Linked DNA regions of Homo sapiens: region 1 is linked to region 2. The links are chromatin contacts, found by Hi-C in ENCODE. All regions are on one chromosome and are shown on one strand. Each heading gives the region's core, a stretch centred on a gene start or an enhancer-like site at or near the end of the contact. The rest is flanking DNA. Distances are from core to core; before and after follow the strand shown.

What was found. Hi-C counts contacts between places; a loop is a spot of excess contacts on that map. Pooled maps may share reads with other maps.
Region 1: a loop to region 2 is called in a pooled map, with 5 times the contacts of the local background. The contact joins the promoter of PARVG here to the enhancer-like site in region 2. A Hi-C loop is called at or near these places in 4 of 50 pooled maps.

Annotation. Positions count from the first base shown.
Region 1 is chr22:44,178,901-44,182,174 of GRCh38, reverse strand. It overlaps PARVG (parvin gamma), which reads right to left and starts at 1,250. Exons shown (of 14, transcript NM_022141.7): 1 at 990-1,250; 2 at 258-433. RefSeq lists enhancers at 1-532, 533-1,263 and silencers at 640-769, 1,940-1,989.
Region 2 is chr22:43,261,551-43,264,811 of GRCh38, reverse strand. SCUBE1 (signal peptide, CUB domain and EGF like domain containing 1) reads left to right here. Exons shown (of 22, transcript NM_173050.5): 5 at 1,967-2,092. LOC124905129 (a long non-coding RNA gene) reads right to left here. Exons shown (of 2, transcript XR_007068120.1): 2 at 1,089-3,261. Among named protein-coding and RNA genes, the nearest start is that of SCUBE1-AS1, 13 kb to the left of the region's middle. RefSeq lists enhancers at 1-293, 651-700, 294-795, 721-1,000, 207-1,406. Within about 2 kb of position 1,376, at least 17 of the 41 ENCODE cell types and tissues checked have a DNase peak (open chromatin) inside an H3K27ac peak, as active enhancers do.

The DNA of each region.
Region 1 (3,274 bases), core at 1-2,500, 920 kb before region 2:
TTCACCTGGAGACGGAGGGGTTGGCTGAAGTTCAGAGGCGGCAACTCCTCAGTAGAACAGGGAGGGAGGACGCCGAGCAGCCTCTGAGCAGGGGCAGCCGGAGGGGCCGTGGGGACTCAAGGTCCCACTTTACCGACTCCCTTCCCCGGGTGGCCTGGGCTGGGACTGCACTCTGGGATCCTTCCCAGGTGGTGTCTGGGCCCCTCCCTCCGTGACCCCCAACACTCAAGTATGGTGGCCCCGATGCCAGAACTCACCCAACCGCTTTCCACGCAGGAAAACAAAGGCCTACTGAGTGCAAAGGGTGGTCCCTGGATTCCGAATGGAAGCAAGTTCCGGGTTCTTCTGGGGTCTTCGGGGACCAGGCCGGGAGGCAGGAGCCCCGCTGCTCACTTCCTCCAGGCCCGCTCAGCCGGCAGGAGCTTCCTCCTCTCTGCGGCAGGGCCCGAGGGGGGTGGATGCCGTGAAAGTGAAGCTGCCACAAACCTCCAGAAAGCTCTGCCCGGAGCCCCAGCGCCCGCCGTGCCGCCTGGGCCCCCGGGGTTCTGCAGGCCACTTAAACTCAATGCTTTCATTTCTCCCCCTCTCCCCGCCTTCCCCAAACCATGCCAGTTTCCCCGCAGGCTGTTCACCTCCAAAATGGCAGCTACATAGGCCAGAGCCTGGGGTCGACCCCCGCAACCCACCACCAGCACCCTGTCAGCCTGGCCTCCACCCTCCATCCCGCACCGCCGTCCTCCCACCTCCACACCCCGCCCCGGGCCAGGCCCCTTCCTCTCCCGGGACCACGCAGGAGACTCCTACCTGGACTCTCGGCTGCAGACTTCCCCACGCCCCCTGCCCGCCCCTGAGCTGAGGCTCCCACAAGCCCTCGGAGGAGTGAGTCACTTCCTGACCCCACTCACTCAAACCCACCAACGGCACCCAATAGCTCTTAAAATAAAATCCAGGCTGTGCGTGGTCTGTCTCTCTCAATCGCGGTTACATACCCGTGTCTAGAACAATGCTTGGCACAAAGTGGGCTCAGTGAATAAATATTGGTGGTGGTTGTTGCCAAGGGGATCGGGAAGGCTTTCCAGAGGAGAATGGGGCCTTGACGGCTGCATAGGAGTTTGCAGTGGAAGAAGAAGGGGTGAGAACGTGGCAGGTGGAGAAAACAGCGTATGCAAAGGCATAGCAGGGTTCGAGAAGGAGAGATCTCAGCACAGTAGATAGAGAAACACTTCAGACCCGAGCTGGTCTCTCAAGCTGGAATCTTCACCATCCGGGCTGAAATGGTGAGTTTCCCTAGCAACAGGTGACTGGGAAGCTATCTACCCTTTCTGACAGGTTAGGCAGAAAGTGGCTAAATCAGGTGGGATGCAGGTGTAAGGAGTGTGTGAGAGCAGGAAAGTAGGGTCGTTTACAAGAAGTTAATAAAAAATGACAAAACTTAGTACTGGTATTGTTGCTAATATTTATGGAGTCATTGGTGATGAAACAAACATAATTTTAAGGGCTTTCATTTTACTGGAAACTTCCTTGTGAGGTAGGTACAATCATCACCCCCATATTACAGAGGAAGACACTGAGGCACATGAGTCAGTCCCTGCCATTCTGAAGTGCCCGTGCTAGACTGGGGCTTGTAACAGGTGGGGAGAGAAGCCACCGTGCAGGACCTATTTTGCTGGGGCGTGTGTAGCAGGCTCAGCCCAGCTCTGGACACAGTGGTTCTGGTGGTGGCTTCTGACTCTGGATCACAGCCACATAGATGTAGCAGCAGTCACAGTCCCAGCAGCAAAGAGACGGTATATTCCCATGTGCTAACTGAAGACTGTTTAATAAAGGGACAGCTGGGGCAGGGTTAAAGGAACCCAGAAGAGACAGTGCTACACCCCAGGCTAGCAACATGGGGAGCTGTTACTTCTTCAAAACCTAGAGGGTGAAGGAGGGAGTGGGTGGCAGAGCCCAGGAACAGAATCACTGAAGCTCTAAGAGGGGCCTCGGGATAGGAGCTGTGGCCTTTGGTAGAGGGACACAGCCAGCTCATGGTGAACCAGCAGAAGGGCACAGCTGGAGGAATCAATGACCAAGCCTCACTCTCCTCCCTCCTGCCAGGGCCTCCCCTGCCCACATCCAGCCAGAAGCCAGAGAAAAGAAGTCCCCTGCTGCGGCCCATAGATGTGAGGAGAGAAAATGGTGGGGAGTGGATCTGCAGAGGTGAACCTAAAGCATTCAACCCAGAAAGCATGCTTCTAGGGCCAGCCTGACTCGGCAGCTTCCTTCAGGAGCCAGCTCTGCAGTATTCTTCCAAGAGTCCTTGCTGGAGGCGCTGCCTCCAGCCTTCCAACAGCTTGAGAATCACACAGCTTCCTATGTTAGATTCCTTTCTCCTCCAAACAACTGAAGAGACTCTAATCATCGGCAACTGAATCCCAATTAACTTCGGATTTGTTACCAGAAACAATTGCAGGCAACACGACCTCCAGGATGGGAACTGGGATTGGTTACTTGTTCTGGTTGATTTAAAGGCAGTGGGGACCTAGTAACTGTTAGAGAATGGAGTTCTAATAGATCGTAGCCTGTGATGGCAAAATAATTACCTGTCATCACTCAGAACGAAGTACCTATTAAATTGTGGCTTTGGCAGAGTTGTGGCTTCCATACGCAATACGAGCACAGGTTATCTAAGGACTGTGGGGTGAGCTTGTTATCATCACACCAAAGAGTTTAAAGCAAGAAAAGGACAGTCCCAGGGCTTTACATTCTCAGCTCAAGGTATGTGCAGAATACAGGGAGTTCTCTGATAGCCCTCAAAGCTATCTCTCATCTCTTGGGGCTGCAGGGCTGATGTAAGAATCAGATGCGAAATCTAATCCTGTATGGTGTGGAGTTACAACAGACTAAATCCACAACTCACAAAGCCTCTTGTGTGTAGAGCATTGTTTAGGGGAAGAGAGGGACTCTAAGAATTGGAAGAGTAACATGGAGATAAGTCCAAGCACCCCCAAACCCCAATTAAGAGAAAGGCATGGATAGAAGGGAATTATTCCAGCCTTTTTTTTTTTCAGAGACACGGTGTGAAATATACCTGTGCAAATATGCCAAACACTACTGAACTGTATACTTAAAAATAGTTAAGACAGTACATTTTATGTTACGTGTATTTTTAACCACAACTAAAATTTTTAAAAATTAATAAAAAATAAATAAATTGCAGGGATCACATCACTTTAGGGATATCTCTAAATACTTCAGAATGTTTCTCCTAAAAACATTCTCCTGCATAACACAG
Region 2 (3,261 bases), core at 127-2,626:
GTGTCCGGCCCAGGAGGAAGGAGCAGCAAGGGGAGATGGAGCACCCTCGGGGGCTGCCCAGCAGGCATTGTGGGATGGCGAACCGTGGAGTGTGTACAGCTGTGAAGAAGCTGGAACAGCAGGGAGCCATGGAAGCCAAATGAACAGGGATGAAGGGGGCGACCCTGGACTCAGCCCACCGCCGACAACAGCTGTCAGTAACGGTCAGGGAGATGGCTTGCTGGCCACCACCCACTGGCCAAACCCTTACCAGGGCAGGAGGCTCCCAGAGGACCTGATGAGGGACTGAATATGTCTCAGTAGCCTGGGAAGGTTTCTCTACCGAGAGCCGCCTCTGGCCACCCGGTCCAGCCAGGCCCCAGGGAGGAGCCACGCTGTCTCCAGACCTGCAGGAGAGACACCGGCCTCAAGAGCCAGTGCCCCCACAGACAGACCTCGTCTCTTATTGCCTGGCATTTCCTGTCTGTAACTGGATTTAATTTGCACAGCTCCTCTGTGAGACAGAGGTGATCCTGCCCCTTCTAAGATTAGGCTCAGAAAAGGGAAGCAGTTGTCTCCCAGGCCACAGCCAGGAAGGAAGCCAGATTCACACCTACATCTGCCTGACTTTACAACGACCTTTCTAAGAAAGGGACGTGCTATGGCTGGCTTGTCTCAGCTTGTGAGAGCCAACTGTGCACATTTGTTCCCAGCTCTACCCTTGGCGACATCTCCCTGGTACCTTGAAATTAGCCGTGGCTGGCGTATTTATCCCACGTAAATTGGTAAATACTGCAAATCAGCCTCCACCCCTGCCGGCTGTTAAGCGTTGACCGCACGCCACTATCTGTGTGACTCAGGCGCTGATGCTGTTTTGGAATCGAGCCAGCGGAAAGGGTCTTTCCGTGTGAACTTGCAGCTTCTGTGCAGGGCAGCAGCATGAAAGCGCTTTCCGTGCTAACTCGTTGCTTAGTTAGACTCTGCGTCATTCCAACAATTTGATTGATTAGTGAGAAAATCAAGGTGAGGAAATATGAGTCGCAAAATCAGGTGAAACCAGGAGTTACAGTGCCGGGCAAAATGCAGGCTTCCTCATTTCCATTTGTTTGTTTGATTTTTAACTTTAGACGTTTTTGTCTTTATTACAACTAGCAGGGTGTTTGTGTTCTTAAATCTATTCTGTGTTGCTGCATACCCGTATTTAAAGTGGACGGGGTCAGGATTGAGCCAGTCCTCCCTTGGAACAAGAGGCCGGTGTGTCCCGGGGGAAGGAGGTTGCCCTGTGCGTGTTCGCCGTCTGCAGCCTTCACTGCCGCTCCCCGAGCCGGCTTCACTCCTGCCTGAGCTTCCTGTGGGTGGAGGTGGAAGGCAGGTCACAGAGCTGGTGGGTTGGCAGACAGAGGCGCTTCCCTTTCATCTGCCTTGGCCTCTTGATGGACTTGTGACCTACAACCTCTCACTTGACCCCTGACCTCATAAATTCTAGAAACGCCTCACAAATCACCAGGAAGATAAACATCAACTGAGGTCAACGGAAGGGGGTATGAGCCACTCCAGGCAGACAGAGAGGGGAGATCCAGTCTGCTGGGCGGGTGGGGGGTACCCTAGAACCATGGGTGGCTCGGGAGAGGGGAGCAAATCACCCTGACACAAAAGTAGTTCTACAGACCATGCCCCACAATCTGACCTAGAGCAAGAGCTTGGTCTCCGTGGGTCACGAGGTGCCATTTACAGTGCAACTCACAGAGCAAAGCCTGAATCTAGACCCAGGCACCGTGCCCTTGCTTTCTCCCTAAGGGATATCCATGTAGATGGCTGCTGCACACACGCATATGTGTGTGTGCGCAAGTGCGTGTGTGTGCATGATACATGCAATGACAGCCCATTTGATTGTTACATATCATTGGCTATCCCCTTTCAGCCTGAAATTTTCTCTCTCCCTCTCTGCCTGGTCTTCAACCCGTCTCTTGTCTGTCTCTCTTCCCAGAGGGTATGAACTGCATGAACAAAGACCATGGCTGTGCCCACATCTGCCGGGAGACGCCCAAAGGTGGGGTGGCCTGCGACTGCAGGCCCGGCTTTGACCTTGCCCAAAACCAGAAGGACTGCACACGTAGGTAGAGGGAGACAAATGGGTCAAACGTCCCGTGCGTCTCCTGCCATTACTTTCTGGAGGGTCTGTCCAGTCTGCTGGACTTTGGCCAGGGAGGGTCCCCAGCCCCATGGGGTGGAGAGAAGGGCAGGGCCTGTGGAAGGGGCCTGATAGGGCATAAGGGACAAGGGTTGTAAACCCTAGCCTTGGGGTTTTCCGCACCAAGCACGACACCACCAGTGTAGCCCCAGGAGCTGGGCTGGATCTTATGGCAGCCCCTGAGCCTAAGCTGTCCAGCAGGAATGGTGGGGCCGTGGCACAGAGGTCTACAGGACCAGGTTTCTCGATGGGCCTGGGAAGCCCCTGGTAATGAGTAGTACAAAGAAGGAAAAGAGTATGGTTCTGAAGTGGTCCCATTCCGGGCTGTGCTGACCTTTTTTCCGGGACCAAAGATCAGAACTCTGCACACCTATAGTCCCAGCTTCTTGGGAGGCAGAAGCCAGAGGATCACTCTAGCCCGACTTTGAGTCCAGCTTGGACAATACAGCAAGACCCCATCTCTAAAATAAAATGTAAAGATCAGAACTCACAATTTGACCCCTGCAAGGCTAACTGCAGATGGTGATATTCTGGGAGATCTGGGCTGAATGAGGCCTCTGGCCAAAGACACCATTTCAGGATCTGCTTGGTGGTCTGCCTACGGGGCCCACGTGTAGTCCAGCCTCTTAATGGGGTCACCCCATTCCCCAGTAGGAGTAGGAGCCAGGAAACCAAGTAGAACGATGGCTGAACTCAGAAGCTTGGGAGCCAGTGCATCCTCCCCACAGCTACGTGGGGGAGATGGTGGGGTGGGCCTCTCCTCGTGGGAGATGAGGGCACCAGGGATACCCAAAGCGATGTCATATTTGCCCTTTTTACAAAGAGCCAAAGAAGACTGCTGGAAGCACTTTCCATCTCTGGCAAGAGACAAGTGCCTCATATCAAGCCCACATTCTAATGCAGAAAAATGCTAGGGAGAAGTGTCCAGTTCCAACTCCCAATAGAGAAGGTGGTCCTCACCCTAGCTGTGGAAATGAGAGACTGAGGCTGCCCCGCTGTCATAAAGAAAATGACCGTTCTTCCACCCATCTTTCTGTGGAGAGGACAGCTGGCCCTTGTTGGTCCATCATCCACAGTCACTGATCCTCTCA